Regions from separate parts of the Mus musculus genome. Here region 2 is linked to region 1. A link is a contact called in ENCODE Hi-C or POLR2A ChIA-PET data. All regions are on one chromosome and are shown on one strand. The core of a region is the stretch at or near the end of the contact, and the rest is flanking DNA. Distances in the headings are between cores, read along the strand shown.

Region 1 (4,267 bases), core at 632-3,131:
ATGCAATTATGTACAATTGTGGCAACGCTCGATAGAAGCAGTTAGCAGGAATGCTCGAGATCTCTGGTCTGCAAGAGGCCGAGAGATTACAAAACAGGACCCCAAATACCTCACATGTCTTGGGTTTTCCAGAGCCTGCTGGAGCTTAGGAGAAGTCAAGACTTAAAAGGCACACAGGGAGGGAGAGGGTTTCTAGTGGCTCCCTCCTGTACAAACGAAAACTAAGGACCTAAAATCCACTCCTACTAGCAACCCATCAGGGAAAGCCTGGAGCCCACCAGGGCTAGGAACTTAAAGGGGACGGGGGTGGTGGGGGGGGGGGGAATCCACCTGGAGGTTGGTAGGAGCCATGAACTAACCTAGTTATCCTAAAGTAGGCACCAAGCAAAGAGAGTAACTTCGGATTGAGGGGCGGTGCTGCGGCCTGCCTGAAGGGTCTTGGGCAGACCAGGAGCCAGGAGAGGCCAAGAAGGTGGGGAATCGCTTGCAGCTAGAAGTCTTGGCGGGAGGTGTGTGTTGGGGGGGGGGGTGCTTACCTCTTTGATTTTCTCTCGCTGAGCTCGCACCAGACTCTGGGACTCCTTACTCTCATCAGTCCTTGTCCCCAAGACCGGGTGTCGAAGGCGGCTGCGGAAACCATTGTAGTCGAAAGTGAACCGGACGCTCTCTTCCTGCGGCCTGAGGGCTGCAACCCTGTTGCCTTCCTCCCGGGGCCCGGTGGGGCGGGTTCGCCGCAGCCACCCTTTCCTACGGAGAACACCGACCAGGCGGCTGGGATCGTCCTCACCCGGGGCCGGAGCCGCAGGGGCAGGGTTGGGAGGCGGCTCCTGCTCTGACACCGAGTGGTGACCGGCGATTTCGGCCATCACCTCCAGGCCGGGCTGTTGGGTCCGCGAGGCCGAGAAGAGGCGCTTGAGGCGAGAGGAATGGGGCAGAAGGAACAGGGCGCCAAAGCACAGGGTGACGAGGCCCGAGAGGAAGAGCAGGAAAAGGAACTTCTGCGGCAGCCGCAGCCCCCACGGCGAGGCCGGGACGAAACCCGGCACTTTCCTCACCAGCATCGCGGCGCGGCCAGCAGGAGGGGGCTGTCAGCTCCGCCCGGGGCCCCGGGAGTCCTCAGAGTCCTCAAGGGTGGGGAGCAAGAGTGAAGTGGCTGGGGTCCCCGAGCAAGGCTGCGCACCTCGAGGCCGCCGCTTCGGGACCCGCCCGAAGTTCAGGGAGTTTGGAGCGAGTCCTCCCGCGCGGGGGCGGGGGCGCGGCGGCCTCGGCGGGGCCCGGGCGAGGGGGGCTGCTCGGCTGGAGCCCGGGCCCGCCGTGCGCCGCAGCCTGCCCTCCGCCTGATCCACGGAGCCCGCGCCCTCCCGCGCCTTCCCGCGCCGGAGTGGTCACATGCCGTCCGCGACGCCCTCGCGGAGGGTGCGCAGGACGCAGGCCCCGACCCGCCGGCACCCGAAGTTTCAGCCTCTGGAGCAGTTTGCAAAGGGAACCCCCGGGGCTTGCAGGGCGAGCGCAGCTCCTAGAGCGCGAGCCCAGCCGGTGGTGACGGCGCAGGGCCCGGCGGTCGGGACACGTCCACAACTTTGCTCCGCCGCGCGCGGTTGCCGCTCCCGAGGCTGCGCGGGACCCAGGGGCTTCAGATGCTCGCGCGGGGAGAGGGATACCCGGGAAGCGCGTGCGAAGCCTGCAGCTGGCCTCTGTCAGCCCTGGGCCTGCCGCTGAGCCAGGAAGCCTTGGCTCCGGCGCCGCAACTCGGGAGGGCGCGGGTCTCCTGCTGCGATCACCTGTTCCCGGCCCCGCGGCTCCGCTAGCCGCGCAGGCTCACCCGCCGCAGCTCCAGACGGGCCGCCGCTGCTCCGGCTCTCACTGCGACAGCGCCGCTGCCCCGCCCCCCGCCAGCCACGCCCTCAGGCCACGCCTACAGCGCGCCTCGCGCCCCTCCTCTCCGCCCGCCGCGGCACCGCAGTTCGGCCAATGGGGAACCTAGCCGGGAAAGATGGGCGGGTCACAGTCTGGGCCACGCCCCCCGCTCCAAATGCTGGCGCTGCGCTCCCCCATCCTGCTAGCTCCAATGGTCCAGCTGCGCGCTGTGGAGAGGGCGGGGTGCAGAGCGGAGAGAGGTCATTGGCTGCTTCCGAGGGATCCCCGATGGGCCACAATCACCCATTGGTTTCTGCCCAGCGTTCGCTGGACTCCGAAAGACCGAGACGCCCCCTCCACCGCCCACCTCCGCCTAGCGCCGCTCTGTGTTTCGGTCTCCCCCCGGAAGGGCCAGGAGACCAGGTTGTTCTGTAAGGCGCTGCCCATCGTTGGGCGACCCTGTCACTTCTCAGCACCAGCCGGGGATTGCCAGGTTGCTGGTAGCCAGGGATGCCCAGAGCTCAGACCAGCCGCGGTAGTACAGCTGCTTCGCTCTGGGGGGGATGGGGATGGCTGGACCAAACCCGAGAGCTGTGGCTGTGGTTATGTCTGGCTGAATCAGTATTTCCAGGGTTCCTCGCAAACCGCCACCAAAAATGTGGCCAAGGCCCTTGGGTGGGGTTGGCGAGGGATGCTAACATGAGAAGCAAGAAGAGAGAGGGACAGACAGAGAGAGAGGCGGGGACCTGGACATATGCACGGGTCATACATAGGATATGCATGTATGTGAACATTTGCATTTTTATGCATACAGAGGCTACCTTGTGGGTGTGTGCTTACATGCAAATATACACTTAATTTCAGCACGGACACCCTAGCAATTATGCCAAAGTGTATCTAGACAGGTCTATATAAGCAAAACATTGACGTGCACAGGCATACCCAAGCCACCTCCACAAGCCCACACATACACCGGCATGTGTTATCAGACACCGTGTGCCCCTGCCCCAAGACACATGCATCCGTGGACTTTAGTCCTTCCCTTGCTGTTAAACCTCACACCGGGGGCCAAAATAACACTGCTGTGTGGGTCTCTCATGCAAAACTCTTTATAGAGACAACAGCATAGGGAGAGACAAATTAAGAGGTATAATAGGCAAGGGGGAAAATATCTGCTTTCAGCTGCAATTTGAAAGACAGAAAATACTGCAGGGACGCCTTTCCCGGAGAGGAGGCAGCCCAGGCAGGCTCTCACCTCATAAATCTTTCTTCTTCCCTGAGGCTTTCTGCAAATGGGCTACTGAGGCTTGCTTCTAACCCTGGCCAAACCATTGCCAGCACGCCCACTCCTGACATTTAAATACCCCTGGCATATAAATTTCTCTCTGCTGAAAATAAAAGATAAAAGACTACTGTCGCTAACAGGTGCAAATATTTTGGTCACCGGAGATGAATAATTTCTCCCAATACACCTAGCTTATATGTAAATTTCTACTTCAAATGTTTCAGTCTCTTATGAGTTTGGCTGGCAGGAGTCAGTTCCCTGGAGTTAGCTCGTGCATGAGATAAGCATGTGTGTGCTCCTTAATGCAGTAGCCCAGAGGCCTAGCCTGGTCTCCTGCACGTCTCCCTTGTCCAAGCTTCTCAGTGGATCCTACAGGAGAGTCCTGGCATATACTTGGGGAAGGAGGTAGGGACCTAGCCTTTAATGTCAGCTTGTCTGCACTGAGGGGGTTGGGGGGCACGGAGACAGAGACGGAGTGTGTGAGTGAGTGTGTGTGTGTGTGTGTGTGTGTGTGTGTATGTGTGAATGTGTATGAGTGTGTGTGTTTGAGTGTGTGTGTTTAAGTATGTGTGTGTATGAGTGTGAGTGTTTGAGTATGTGTGAATGTGTATGTGTGAGTGAGTATGTGTGTGTGTGTGTGTGTGTGTGTTTGAGTATGTGTAAACGTGTGTGAGTGTGGATGTGTGTGTTTGAGTATGTGTGAATGTGTGTGAGTGTGGATGTGTGTGAGTGTTTGAGTATATGTGAATGTGTGAATGTGTGAATGTGTGTGTGTGTGTGTGTGTGTGTGTGTGTGTGTGTGTGTGTGTGTTGGGCAGGGAGGGAGGGGTCATTGGAGGAGATAGAAACAAGAAGTCGGGCTGGAGAGATGGCTCAGCAGTTAAGAGCACTGACTGCTCTTCCAGAGCTCCTGAGTTCAATTCCCAGCAACCACATGGTGGCTCACAACCATCTGTAATGGGATCCAAAGCCCTCTTCTGGTGTGTCTTTACACAGCTACAGTGTATTCATATAAATAAAATAAATGAATCTTAAGAAAAGAAAAAAAGAGAAGAGAAGAGAAAAGAAAAGAAAAGAAAAGAAAAGAAAAGAAAAGAAAAGAAAAGAAAAGAAAAGAAAAGGAGA
Region 2 (4,267 bases), core at 1,123-3,622, 41 kb before region 1:
GCTCTTCCTGACACTTCCTACGGAGGATAGACTGCGCTGAGATTCCCATCCCTGACAGCCAGATAGTCTGTATAAAGGCAGAAACCATCTTGTTTTCCCAGTTCTGAGCTCAGCAGCTGACAGGCATTGTTGCTTAAAACACTGTCAGCTATGGCCTGTGCGGTGGGGCTCAGCGGGGAAGACACCTGCTGCCAAGTCTGATGACCCGAAGTCCATCTCTGGGCCTCACACGGTGAAAAGGAAAGGACCTACAATTGTTCTTGGCCTCCCGTGCATGTGCGTACACACAAACACACTTGCACACAAATAAATGATTTTCAGAAATAAGGACAACACCGTCGGCTGGCCTGAGGTGGCAGGCGTGAGGAAGGGGAGGGTGGGCGTAGGATGAAGTTAAGTTAGAGGGGCACAGGGACAGGATGGCGGTTGTGGGGGTTAAAGCTGGGGTGGAGGTGGAGTGGGGTGAGGTTGTTAGGAGTGCTTTCCCTAAGGAGGGACCTCCGCTACACCACAGGCCTGCTCTGCTTTCTCCGGCTGTTCTTTTTCTGGATAGAGGGAGAAATCCTTCTCGTTTCCACAAGGGACTTGATAGCCCATGTGTGAACTTGAGAGGGATGAGTGGGAGGAGGCTGGTACTCAGGTAGACTCCAGGCCTAGCTGTGCCCAGAGACAAGGAATGAGACAGGTGGGTATCGTTTAGTTAGCCTCAACTTCCTCCCTCCTGGACGGAAAGTAACTGAAAAAGGGACCGTACATGGAAAGGCAGAAAAAAAAAAAAAAAAAAAAACCAAAAACCTGAGGATTTAGATGCAAAAAAAGTCCCAGTGTGATTAGCCATGATCATTTAAACCATTGAAGGTTTAAACCCTCTTGAGGTCAGAGACAGAACCATCTTCCTCTTCCTATGGATGCAGCAAGATTTTAAAATGCAAAGCCTCTTGATTAGTGTCTCTTCTCCCCAACTAGGCTATGGTAATTAGCACATGGCTGGAAGATGAGATTTAAATATGCCAATCAGTCCATTTCCAGGGTTTAGCTGAACAATTCGGAATGTGATTATCTTTAAGTGATAACCACTTCTTCGGGGTCACAGCCACGGCTGGGGCACTGACACCCCTCAGACGATCTCTCCAAGTGGTCTGAGCAGCTGTGCTTCAACTTAAAAAAAATAACAGCCACCCAACCCCTGCCGGCAGCGTCATCTGAAAATCCCACCGGTGTGCCTTTAGAGCGAACGACACTTCTTAGTGTTCGTGCTAGAACTACCGCCATTTCTTCCATTAACAGAGACTTTTAAAGATCAGCAGGATGGGGCAACAGAACGGCTTCGCAGGGAGCCAACAGACTGTATCCAACCAAGACAGCTAAGAACGGCCTGTCCTCTCTCTCTCTCAGTCATCAATTCTTCCACTGGAAGTTAAAACCCTAAAGATCCACGACTTCTCCATGAGGGTGTATGGGATAGGCTCCTCGGAAGAGAGAGTGCAGAACAGGTCAGGGTGATATCCTGGGGGTGGGGGCGTAGAACTGCAGGATAACAGATTAGAACCAGCATCTGTTTGGACACGATGCTCGGAACTATTCTGGGTCTTTCCATCTTCTTGAAAATATAGACTTCTTTGAATGGTCCTCCCCCACCTGTTTTTTTCCCAGTACCAGGAATCGAACCTGAGATTTCATTCACACTATGCAGGCGCTCTATTGATGAACTAGACCCCCAGACCTTTGGCAGGGGGAAAGTTCAAAACATCTGTTTGTTTAACTGTATGTGTGCACGTGCACACACATACACACATGCAGCAATCAGAAGTCAGCTTGCAGAAGTTGGTTCTTTCCTTCCACCATGTGGGTCTGTAACGTTGCCTGGTAACCCACCCAGAGATGGCAGTCAGGTGCTTGGGGCTTGGTGGCAAGCGCCTTTACCCGCTGAGCCATCTCCCTAGCCCTCCAGCCTTCTTAAGGAGCTTTCTATACCTGTACAATGGCAGAATGGCTGGGAAAGAAAAAAAAAAAAAAGACAGGCTTCCTTTCTTCAGCAAATAGTCTTGGACACAAGGGGAAGTTACCAAGCAACATGGCAGAAATGAACCACGCTGATAATCCACTCCATAGTAATAGCTTTTATAATTAAAGATTATTGCAAATACAATAGATCCCAACCCAAACAAGAAAGTGGAAAGACAGGCCACCTCTGCCTTTCTCAGCAATTCTACAGTTTACACACAGGCCATGCTCCTCCGCGGGAGTGGAGAGGTCTGGGATTAACCACCTGCCAGGGCCCATGGCTGTAAGTCTAACGGGGGCAACACTGTGTTCCTGGAGTCCTCACAGGTGGTAATTACAGCTGCCAGCCCGGCTTATGGGGTCTGCTCACAGCTGAGCAGGCCAGAGACTCCATGGAATGTGTCTCAGAGGCAGTTCCTGCCAGCAGGATCGGCTGGTGTCTAGCCGCCAGTGTGTCTAACCTTGAGATAAGGTTCCCCACACACAGGATCCTGAGTCATGGCCCTGCCTCGGGAGCCTCCACCTTCCCTTGCAGTGTCAGCCCTATCTATCAGGCGCATTCTCTGTCCACTAACACAGAAGCATCCCACAGGCTAGCTCAGAGCCGAGGAATCCTGCATCGCTCCTGTGTCCAGGAGCAGTGAAGACACCACACGCTGAACTTAAAACTGCGACCGCTATTGGCCAGCAATCTGTAAAGATGCCAGGAAGAGTTTAAATTCATAATTGGATGTTGGCTACACACAGTACCTGCCAATGGTACCTCAGCTGACCATGCTCATGTGGCAGAATGATGTTCAATGTGAGGAGACAAGAAAAAGGAGGCCTCTCCCTGGAGGAGATGTGCAGAACTCTTTCTCCATGTCAACAATTCTGCAAGCAAATGCTAACGCTGTACCGCCTCAGCCCATGGGTTTGAACACTTCTGACATCAAACAGCCCAAAAGTTCTAATGTGCAAAACAAGAAGGAGAAAAAACAAAAAACAAAAATAAAAACACAAGTTCAGCATTAAAAAACAAAACCATAGAGGCAGGCGGATTTCTGAGTTCGAGGCCAGCCTGGTCTACAGAGTAAGTTCCAGGACAGCCAGGACTACACAGAGAAACCCTGTCTTGAAGAAAACAACAAAACAAAACCATGATCCTGCTGCCCTGTGGGAGAAAGAAGGGTGGGCGGGACTGATCGAGAGATGGACCTCATCAAGAGGGGCTGCCAAGACTGTCACTCAACCCACATGACCACGGAAAGGGTGGAAGGCAGACGGCTGCTGTACCAGTGCTCTCTACCCAGAACTGGGGGTGTAACTTAATCTTTGTGGGGTGCACAGGACTCATACACCCCTTGTGGGAGTTTCAGGTTTGGAAGAACCCCAGCGATCCCCAGGGATGAAATCGCACAGATGTTGGCTTTCTAAGATCCTGCCCCAATGCCAACTCACGTCGATCGCCCTCTGCGCTGAGGGGGTCTATGCACTGAGGGGTCTATGCGCTGAGGGGTCTATGCGCTGAGGGGTCTATGCGCTGAGGGGTCTATGCGCTGAGGGGTCTATGCACTGAGGGGTGTGTATGTTCCATGTACATAATCAGGTGCACACATGCAGAGGCCAGGGAGGATTCCAGGTGCCTTTCTCTATCAGTGCCTGCCTCACCCCTTGAAGACAAGAGTCCCCCCACTGAACTAGAAGCCCGCCATTTCTGCTGTGCTGAAATGGCTGGCTGGCTGGCTACTGAGCTCCCAGGAGTCACCTGTTTCTACTCCCCCAACACTGGGTTACAGGCAAGCACAGCCACGCCTGACTTTTACATGAGTGCTTGGGATTCGAACTCAGGCCCTCACGCTTGTAAAGCAAGTGCTCTTACTGACTGAACCACTGCCCCATACCCCTACATCCTAAGTTTTGATTTAAAAATTAGCCTCAGAGACTAAGAAGACTTCCTAGATATTGACAGGATGGAACTAGTCTCAGCTGCCCCCCACCCCAGTGAGCTCAGCTCTGTCCAGGTCAAGGCAAACCAGGGCACTGCTCCATAACTCAGCTAGCCATCAGATTCGCCCCATTACACACAGCCGATCTGCTAAGAACTAGACTAGCCTTCAGGGCTAAGAGGACCAGGATGTGTGCATACCAGACTCACGTTCTTTACAGCAGTCTTGGTTTGGAGTTGATGGGTGGGCTTCAGGGCATATGGGAACTCCTAGAAATGTCACGTAAAGCTAGGTAGGATGTGTTTGTGCACATGTGCTAGGAACATTGTTCTAGG

What was found. A loop is a pair of places that touch in the nucleus more often than their neighbours do. ChIA-PET counts read pairs that join two places held with the same protein, here RNA polymerase II (POLR2A).
Region 2: a map of heart shows a loop between it and region 1 (1.9-fold over the local background). The contact joins the enhancer-like site here to the promoter of Man1c1 in region 1. A Hi-C loop is called at or near these places in 6 of 37 maps with a recorded cell type or tissue (gastrocnemius, heart and left cerebral cortex). POLR2A ChIA-PET finds 5 or more read pairs at or near these places in 1 of 5 experiments (Patski).

The regions. Positions count from the first base shown.
Region 1 is chr4:134,702,409-134,706,675 of GRCm38, forward strand. It overlaps Man1c1 (mannosidase, alpha, class 1C, member 1), which reads right to left and starts at 1,882. Exons shown (of 12, transcript NM_207237.3): 1 at 537-1,882. The coding sequence starts at 1,061.
Region 2 is chr4:134,660,824-134,665,090 of GRCm38, forward strand. The region is part of intron 1 of Man1c1 (mannosidase, alpha, class 1C, member 1); the gene reads right to left. Among named protein-coding and RNA genes, the nearest start is that of Man1c1, 41 kb to the right of the region's middle. Within about 2 kb of position 2,373, at least 1 of the 3 ENCODE cell types and tissues checked has a DNase peak (open chromatin) inside an H3K27ac peak, as active enhancers do; it is heart, where a contact is called at or near this core.